Linked DNA regions of Homo sapiens: region 1 is linked to region 2. The links are chromatin contacts, found by Hi-C or POLR2A ChIA-PET in ENCODE. All regions are on one chromosome and are shown on one strand. Each heading gives the region's core, a stretch centred on a gene start or an enhancer-like site at or near the end of the contact. The rest is flanking DNA. Distances are from core to core; before and after follow the strand shown. Region 1 has its middle 44 kb from the start of SRGN. Region 2 holds the start of SUPV3L1 (Suv3 like RNA helicase).

The links. Hi-C counts contacts between places; a loop is a spot of excess contacts on that map. ChIA-PET counts read pairs that join two places held with the same protein, here RNA polymerase II (POLR2A). Pooled maps may share reads with other maps.
Region 1: a loop to region 2 is called in a pooled map, with 4 times the contacts of the local background. The contact joins the enhancer-like site here to the promoter of SUPV3L1 in region 2. A Hi-C loop is called at or near these places in 1 of 37 single-sample maps with no recorded cell type and 7 of 50 pooled maps. POLR2A ChIA-PET finds 5 or more read pairs at or near these places in 5 of 52 experiments (CD4-positive, alpha-beta memory T cell, H1, WTC11 and 2 more).

Annotation. Positions count from the first base shown.
Region 1 is chr10:69,041,874-69,045,965 of GRCh38, reverse strand. No RefSeq gene overlaps it. Among named protein-coding and RNA genes, the nearest start is that of SRGN, 44 kb to the left of the region's middle. Within about 2 kb of position 1,250, at least 6 of the 41 ENCODE cell types and tissues checked have a DNase peak (open chromatin) inside an H3K27ac peak, as active enhancers do.
Region 2 is chr10:69,178,790-69,182,858 of GRCh38, reverse strand. SUPV3L1 (Suv3 like RNA helicase) reads right to left here and starts at 2,625. Exons shown (of 15, transcript NM_003171.5): 1 at 2,297-2,625. The coding sequence starts at 2,567. RefSeq lists an enhancer at 2,541-2,910.

The DNA of each region.
Region 1 (4,092 bases), core at 1-2,500, 140 kb after region 2:
TCCTTCTTGACCCCCATTACCTCAAGCTGGAAGCAAGGTTCCCAGGCAGGGCCTGGGACAGGGGCCTTGCACAAAGAAAGTGCTTGATAAAGCCTTACTGATTTGCTGTGTTACATACGTTGCACCACAGATTGGAAGTGGAAATTCAAATCAACTCAGGGCCCAGACAGTGGTTATATCAGCCTGAGCACTGGACTTGCACATTCATGTTTAGATCAAGTCTGACAGAACCTGAAATTGCAAAAGAGTGGAAACAAGTGTTGCTACAAAATAGCCTAACCACAGTGAGACACATCTCCTTTGTTATCTGTATGACGCTTTTGGTTTCAAAAACACAGCCCTATTGCAGGATCAGTTCTCTGGGCCAGGAACTAGATCTTCTCTATTACTAACAGATCAGCTGAAGACAGCGAGGGGTGGGCCTCTACCAAGGGCCAGGACTCCCATCGCATTCAGAAACACTTTCCAACAAATGGTCTTCCCTTCAGCAAAATGAATCACAAGGTCAAGAAGGAAGTGAGAAGGAAAAAAAGAATGTCGCCCAGGTGTGTTTCTCCTGAGCTATTCGCTTGTTTTATTTCATGGACAACAGTGTTACATTATGTAACTAATTCAGTTTCTTTCATCTCATTGGGTGCTAGGAAGCTTAGAGCCAATCCTGTGACCCACTAAAGTAAGGATGTACTTTCTGTATTAGTCTCTGCTGGCTCCATTTTATGTTTATATCTTCATTTTCCCTCTATTTTTCTCATCAACTTGCTGAAATTTGCCATAAGTCCTATTTAGAACAAGGAGGAGGGTAAGAGGAGAAGGGGAAAAATGGTCCTTGCCCTTGAATAATGAAAAATACATAAGTAAGGAGATAAGTAACAATAACAAAAATAATATTATAGAAGTTAACATTTATGGCTGGGCACAGTGGCTCACCCCTGTAATTCCAGCACTTTGGGAGGCTGAGGCAGGCCGATCACCTGAGGTCAGACATTTGAGACCAGCCTGGCCAACATGGTGAAACCCTGTCTCTACTAAAAATACAAAAATTAGCTGGGTGTGGTGGCAGGTGCCTGTAATCCCAGCTACTCAGGAGGCTGAGGCAGGAAGATCATTCAAACCAGGAAGGTGAAGATTGCAGTGAGCCGATATCATGCCACTGCACTCCAGCTTGGGTGACAGAGAGACTTGGTCTCAAAAAAAAAAAAAACTTAAAAAAAGGAAGTTAACATTTATTTAGCACTTTTGCAAGGGACTTGCCTTTAGCACTTTTGCAAGGGACTGTGGCAGGTAACATTATTTGAAACTTATGCAAGGGACTATGGTATGTATCATCTCACTAATCTCCCTAACAGCCCCACCAATAAAAGTACAGAGCTATTATTTTCCCCCAAATTAGTATTATAGATGAGGAAAGGGAAGCTGAGAGAGGCTAAGTCGTGAGGCCAAGATCACACGGCTAGAAATGGTGTGGCTGGGACCCAATCCCAGGTCTGGGTGAGGCCAAAGCTCAGCCTGTGGACACCACATCTACAAAATCACATGGTAGGGGCAGAAAGTGAAGGTGCCACGGTGAGATGCACAGAGAAGCTGTGGAGGGAAGGTTGGAGAGCCCACTTCCGGCTGGCTGGCTCTAAAAAATGCTAATGTCTTTGACTCAAACAGAAAATATTACTAGGTTCATAGAGCCCCGTTGTAATGATAAATAGCCAAATAGTTAAGAGGCTGCAGGCCCCAATTCTAACGCTCCTCACTTCCCTTCGAACCCAGCCTCAGAGATGACACTTAGGCTGCACATTCCCTGTGGGCAGGGACTGTGTCTTGTTCCCTGTTGGGTCCCCGGAACCCAGTGTGGTGCCTGGCACAGAGGAGGCCCTGAGTAGCATGTGCTGCATTAGTAAAGGAACTCATGGCTCACAGATACTTCACAATCATTGTTGGCGCCATGCAGATGAAGGGAGCTAGACAAAAACCCACACACGTGTATTCTGATGACACACATTACGCAGACACATGCTGCCCTGTGTGTCTCCTCTGGAGGCACCTGCCTTTTCCATTATAACGTGGCTCACATAAGTGGTGTGCAGTTTTTCAAATTTCAATAAAAAGGAAAGACATAGTAATCTAGCTGCTTTTATAGACAGAAATAACAAAATAAAAACAGGTCTCCATCCAGGGCAAGGCAGGAGATTTGAGGGGCTTCAGCAGACAGTTCATGCCTAGATGGCGGGAACATTTTTTTTTCTTTGAGACAGTCTCTGTCTGTTGCCCGGGCTGGAGTGCAGTGGCACGATCTCGGCTCACTGCAGCCTCCGCCTTCCGGGTTCAAATGACTCTCCTGCCTCAGCCTCCCGAGTAGCTGGAATTATAGGCGTCCACCACCACACCAAGCTATTTTTTTTTTTTTTAATTTTTAGTAGAGACAGGGTTTCGTCACGATGGCCAGGCTAGTCTTGAACTCCTGACCTCAGGTGGTCCACCCGCCTCGGCCTCTGAAAGTGCTGGGATTACAGGTGTGAGCCATGGTAACTGGCTTGATTTGATTTCTGCCAGCAGGAAAAGCAGTGCTGACATGGAATCAGTAGGAAACGGGGTTTGCCCCAGGGGTGCCCCTCACCAGGCGAGGCCATGAGAGTCGCCGGAACTTCCATCCCCAATGCTTTGCCTGATGAAGCCCTGGATCACCCTTCCGGGCAAACACACGCACCGCCAGCAGCTGGAAGGCAGAATGGGGTAATCGGGTCCCACCTCAGGCACTGTAGTAGTCAGGTTTTCCAGAAAAACAGCAGGAGAGACTTTAAGGAATCGGCTCATGCGATGATCTGGTCAGGCAAGTCTGAAATCTTCAGGGCAGGCCAGGAGGCTGGAAATTCTAGCAGAAGTTTATGTTGTGGCCTTAAATCCTAAGGTGGTCTAGAGACGAATTCTTTTCTCCTCGGGGGACCTCAGTCTTTTCTCTTAAGGCCTTCAACTGATTGGGTGAGGCCCACCCACACTGTGGGAGGTAATCTGCTTTACTCAGAGTCTACTTATTTAAATGTTACTCTCATTCAAAAAAATACCCTCATAGCAACATCTAGAACAATGTTTGACCAACAACTGGGCACCAGAGCCTAGCCACGCTGACACATAAAATTAACCATCACAGGCACTTACTAGCATTGGGTGTGGCCATGGTGAAAATACCTGCTTCCTAAAAGTGTCAGAGGGTCCGGCAAGTGGCCCATGTGAGCACTCTGTCCCATCTGGCATATGATGGGTTGGCTCAGGTCTGAGTGGGGCCCTGGCTGTATGAAGGGGAGCCCAGCCTCTGGATTCCCATACGTGTCAGCAACAGTTGGGCCTCCTCTATGACCAGGGGCTGCATTCCACAGGTTTGGAGGGCAGCCTGGGTGCAGGGACGCATCCTCCTGCCTTGTTCTTCCTGGCAGCACAGAAGTCCCGGGTGTCAGCAGCCTGTTTCCAGATGGCCTAACCATGGGGTCACTGTTGAGCTCCACCCGAGGGCAGTGATACAAATGCCCTAGCTGAGGGGACTGGATTGTATCCCAAGGAGAGCCAGCTCCAGTGACCCATCTCTGTGTCCTTTGACAAGCTAAAGGAGGGACCAGGCCCTCAGAGACAGCCATCTGAGAACGCCTTGCAGATCACCAAGAGGCCCTTGGCAGACAGTCCATGTTGTATATGACGAGGTTAAACACAAAAGAGCACAGCTTACAGCAAAAGCATGGACAAAGGAGAATTCTTTCCCTAAGCATTCATGTGCAGTCTGTGTAAGTTCCCAGATCTCCTCTATCCAATAGTTTTCAACCATTGACATTGACTTAAAACACCTGAAACAAAATTTAAAATTGAGAAAGGATGACTTTGTTGAAATCATACTCACCTTAAAAATGTCCATTCCAGCTGGGCGAGGTGACTCACACCTGTAATCCCAGCACTTTGGGAGGCTGAGGTGGGTGGATTACCTTAGGTCAGGAGTTCAAGACCAGCCTGGTAAAACCTCATCTCTACTAAAAACACAAAAATTAGCTGGGCATGGTGGCGGACGCCTGTAATCCCAGCTACTCAGGAGGCTGAGGCAGGAGAACTGCTTGAAAT
Region 2 (4,069 bases), core at 1,376-3,875:
GGTTATGAGTAGGCAAAAGAGATTGAGAAGTGACAGCTTCTTGTCCTGATTGCTAAGCTAAGTGGAAATCTGACACCTTAACCACATGGCTATATCAGAGTGTAGTAATGCACCATCTTCTGTAGCCCCTCCTGCCATGCTGAAAAATCATTCTAGTAAATTCAACATCTGGACCAATCCCAGTCAAAGGAGATGAAAAATCACCTGGCACACAGACCCAATGAAGTATCTAAGGATTCTCCACCAGAAGAAAATCTAGTGCTGACAAACCCATGTCTTTATTCTATCTTCTTACAGGAAGCAGCAAAGACATTTACATTTTCAGGTGAATTGGAATAGCTGCAGAAAATAAGAATTTATCAATATTTGAATACAATAAGGCAAATTATCTCATCCAAATTACCTTATGCCTTCAAATAATATAAAATAATGGAAAATTGTTCTTTAATGGGTAAACTATTGTTTGAGTTTCAACTCTGCAAGATGAAAAAGTTCTCATCTATTTCGCGACAATGTCAATATACTTAACGCTAGTGAACTATGTGCTTAAAAACAATTAAGACTGGCTGGGTGCAGTGGCTCAGGTCTGTAATCTCAGGGCTTTGGGAGGCCATGGCAGGAGGATCCCTGGAGCCCAGAAGTTTGAGACCAGCCTGGGCAACATAGCAAGACCCCATCTCTACAAAAAATTAAAAAATTATCCAGGCATGGTGATGCACGCCTGTATTCCTAGCTACTTAGAAGGCTGAGCCAGGAGGATTGCTTGAGTCTGGGAGTTGGAGGTTACAGTGAGCTATGATCATACCACTATACTCCAGCTTGGGTAACAGAGCAAGACCCTGTCTCTAAAAAAAAAAAAGTAAAGAAAAAAAAACTAAAAAAAAGCTTAAAAGAGTAAATTTTATGTATTTTTATAATTTAAAAATAAATAATAGTATAATTACATTATTAAAATAACACATTCTCTGCTATGGTTTGAATGTCTTCTCCAAGACTCATATTGAAATTTAATTGCTATTTTAACAGTTGAGAGGTGGAACCTTTAAGAGGTGATTAGGACATGAGGAGTTTGCCTTTGTGAGTGGATTAATGCCATTATCACAGGAGTCAGTTATCACAGGAAAAAAGGATAAGTTCAGCCCCCTTTCTCTGTCTCACAGGCTCATTTGCCTTTCCACCTTCCACCATGTGATGATGCAGCCAAAGGCCCTCATCAGATCCCGGCTCAGAACCATGAGTCAAATACACCTCTATTGTTTATAAATTACTCAGTCTCAGGTATTATGTTATAACAGCAGAAAATAAAGACAGTCTCCCAGCACCAAGTAAAGTGAAAGGCCTTGCTTAACACTGGAAGAATATGTCAAAGAATAACATATACTGTGAGTTCCATCACATGTTTAGTGAAAGTACTGTACTTCTGCTCTGAAAAACATATTGTAGTCTATATTTTAGATTTACAATAGGAGGCACCAATGTCGCTTGTTGAAGTGAGACATTTCTCCTCCTATTCCTGGAGACAATTCTGGATAGCATTTCCTCAATCTCCCAGTTTCATATGGTCAGAGGAAACTCCCTTACCTCCCTAATCATCCCGAAACTCACCTTGAAAACATTCACATGCCTCTCTGTCAACGAATCCATCCAAACTTAAGTTTTGCTGAGCAAAGCCCGCTGCCACTAACTGATGCTACCTCTTCTTTTCTCTCTGGAGCCGGGGACACCCTACCTTGTTCTAGACCTTGTCATGTTCTACCTTGTATTACAGTTCACTTTCCATACACGTGTCCTCCCCCACGATACCGTTACGTTTCTTAAGAGGGGATCTGGATCTGAGTCTGGTTCCTCTTGGCAACCACCACACAGCCTAACAGCGTGGTATGAGTCGGCGCCTCCTCAATGATAAAGAATCCTAAAAGGAGTCTCCGCTGGCTTTTCACTGCCACATCCCATTCGGGGGTGGGAGAGAAACAAAGAATGCAAGAAAGAGCGGGCGTCCACCTAACAACTCAAAAAAGTCAAATCTTCCCAACACATGAGTGTCTAAACCATTCAGAGAGCAGGGCAGTAAAAGGGAAAAGGCCGCTTCTGGGACGAGGCGTTAAGAATTAATCAGATACAGTCCTAAGCCGTTTGAGGGGCTCACACACCAGCGAAGGAGGCAGACACTGAGAGGCACGATGACAACACTCGATGGGACCTCGGATCCCCAGGGGAAGGGGATGTAGCTTCCTCCCAACCAGCCTCGGCCCAGCAGACACCACCCTCTGCCGCCCTCAGTAGTTCCCGCACTCACTCTTGTCCAGAGGCCGGGTTAGCTCGGCCCCGACGTCGCCGTCGGCGCTGGGGCCCTGAGGTTTCACAGTCAGGGGCACGAACAAGGACGTGTTTGGTATTTTGGAGCCACCGGAGGCAGAGGAGGAGGCGGTGGCAAGGACAGAAACTTGCCCCAGAACCCCGGGAAAGGGCCCAAAGTGGGGACGAAGGGCAGAGCAGATGGCTGCCCGGTGGCCAGCCTGGCGCCCCGCCGGGAGCCGAGCCCACAATAGGGCACGGGAGAAGGACATCGAGGCCGCAGGTTCTACACTGTCTGGCGCAGCCGCGGACACGGCGGCGGACAGTGACGCGCACCTCCAGCGCCTGCTGTCCAGAAAGACCCAGGCCGAGCAGGTAAGCTGCCCGGGAAAACGCCTGACCGTTAAGGAAAACGCCGTGCCGTGAGGGTGTTCTTTCAGGGAAAAAGAAGATTAGCAGGCAAAACCACTAGAGATAATTCTCGTTCTCTTTCTCTGTTTTGTTGGTGATTGGGACCACCTTTCCCTAAAGAAGGGAAAATAATCAGGCATCTTTGGGATGTCATACATGAGCGGAGGGGGCCTGCTAGTCGTGTCACGTGATGCAAACTAGTACTTTGGTAAGCAAGTGTCCAGAAGCACGTGGGTGAGCAGTGAGAGAATGGGTGGTGGAGCAGCAACTGCGAATGCTCAGGGTACGAGTATGTCTTGCGGACTCAAACACTAAATAGCATTTCCCAAAAGTTTCTTGCATTGTTAACCGTCATTTCCTGATATGATAACGTTAGCGATAATAACTTGATATGCCCCTCAGAAATGTTGCTAAGAAATATTGTTGCACTATTAAACCCCTTGTATTACGTAAGTACTTTTGCTTTAATGTGAGCAGTTTGCGTACATCATCCTAGCAGCTATGACCACATAGTTGTGACCACATGGCAAAAATACGTGCTCTGTACCCCAGCCATAGTTTCGTTCCATTGCATTTGTTGAATACCGTGTTCTCATGTGAGGCTGCAACATGTTAAATTCACAAGTTTAACCCGGGCGTGGTGGTTCACGCCTGTAATCGCAGCACTTAGGGAGGGCGAGGCCGGTGGATCATCTGAGGTCAGGAGTTCGAGACCAGCCTGGCAAACATGGTGAAATCCCCTCTCTACTAAAAATACAAGAATCAGCCGGGCGTGGTGGTGCACACCTGTAATCCCAATTACTAGGGAGGCGGAGGCAGGAGAATCGTTTGAACCTGGGTGCCAGAGGTTGCAGTGAGCCGAGATCGGGCCACTGCTCTCCAGCCTGGGCAACAGAGTGAGACTCCGTCTAAAAAAAAAAAAAATTCACAAGTTTAGCATCTCCATCCACATCTCTTTATACTTACATCATTAAGATCTTACAACTTGAAGGAACGTGTTATGTAATATACAATACTGTATGTCTAATAGGATTCCAGTAACAATTTGCCACGTGCCTTTGATTCACAAAATAATTTTTAAACATCAGGGATACAAGGAGACAGTCCTTTGCTTTCAAAGGTTCTGATCTGGTTTTGGTGGTAAGAACAGTACACGTTAAATAATGCACTTATTACTCTAATAGACTAATGGCAGTTCAAAGAAAGGAGCAATTTGAGAGTGGTAAGGAGATTTCTGCCAGACTTAAAAGTAAAACATAGAGAAGCGGTAAGTAAATTCTAGTCAGTGGAAACGATGTAAGCAGAGGCTTAACTAAGGAAAAGACATACTGAAAAAAATTTAAGTAACAGAGTTAACGCAGAC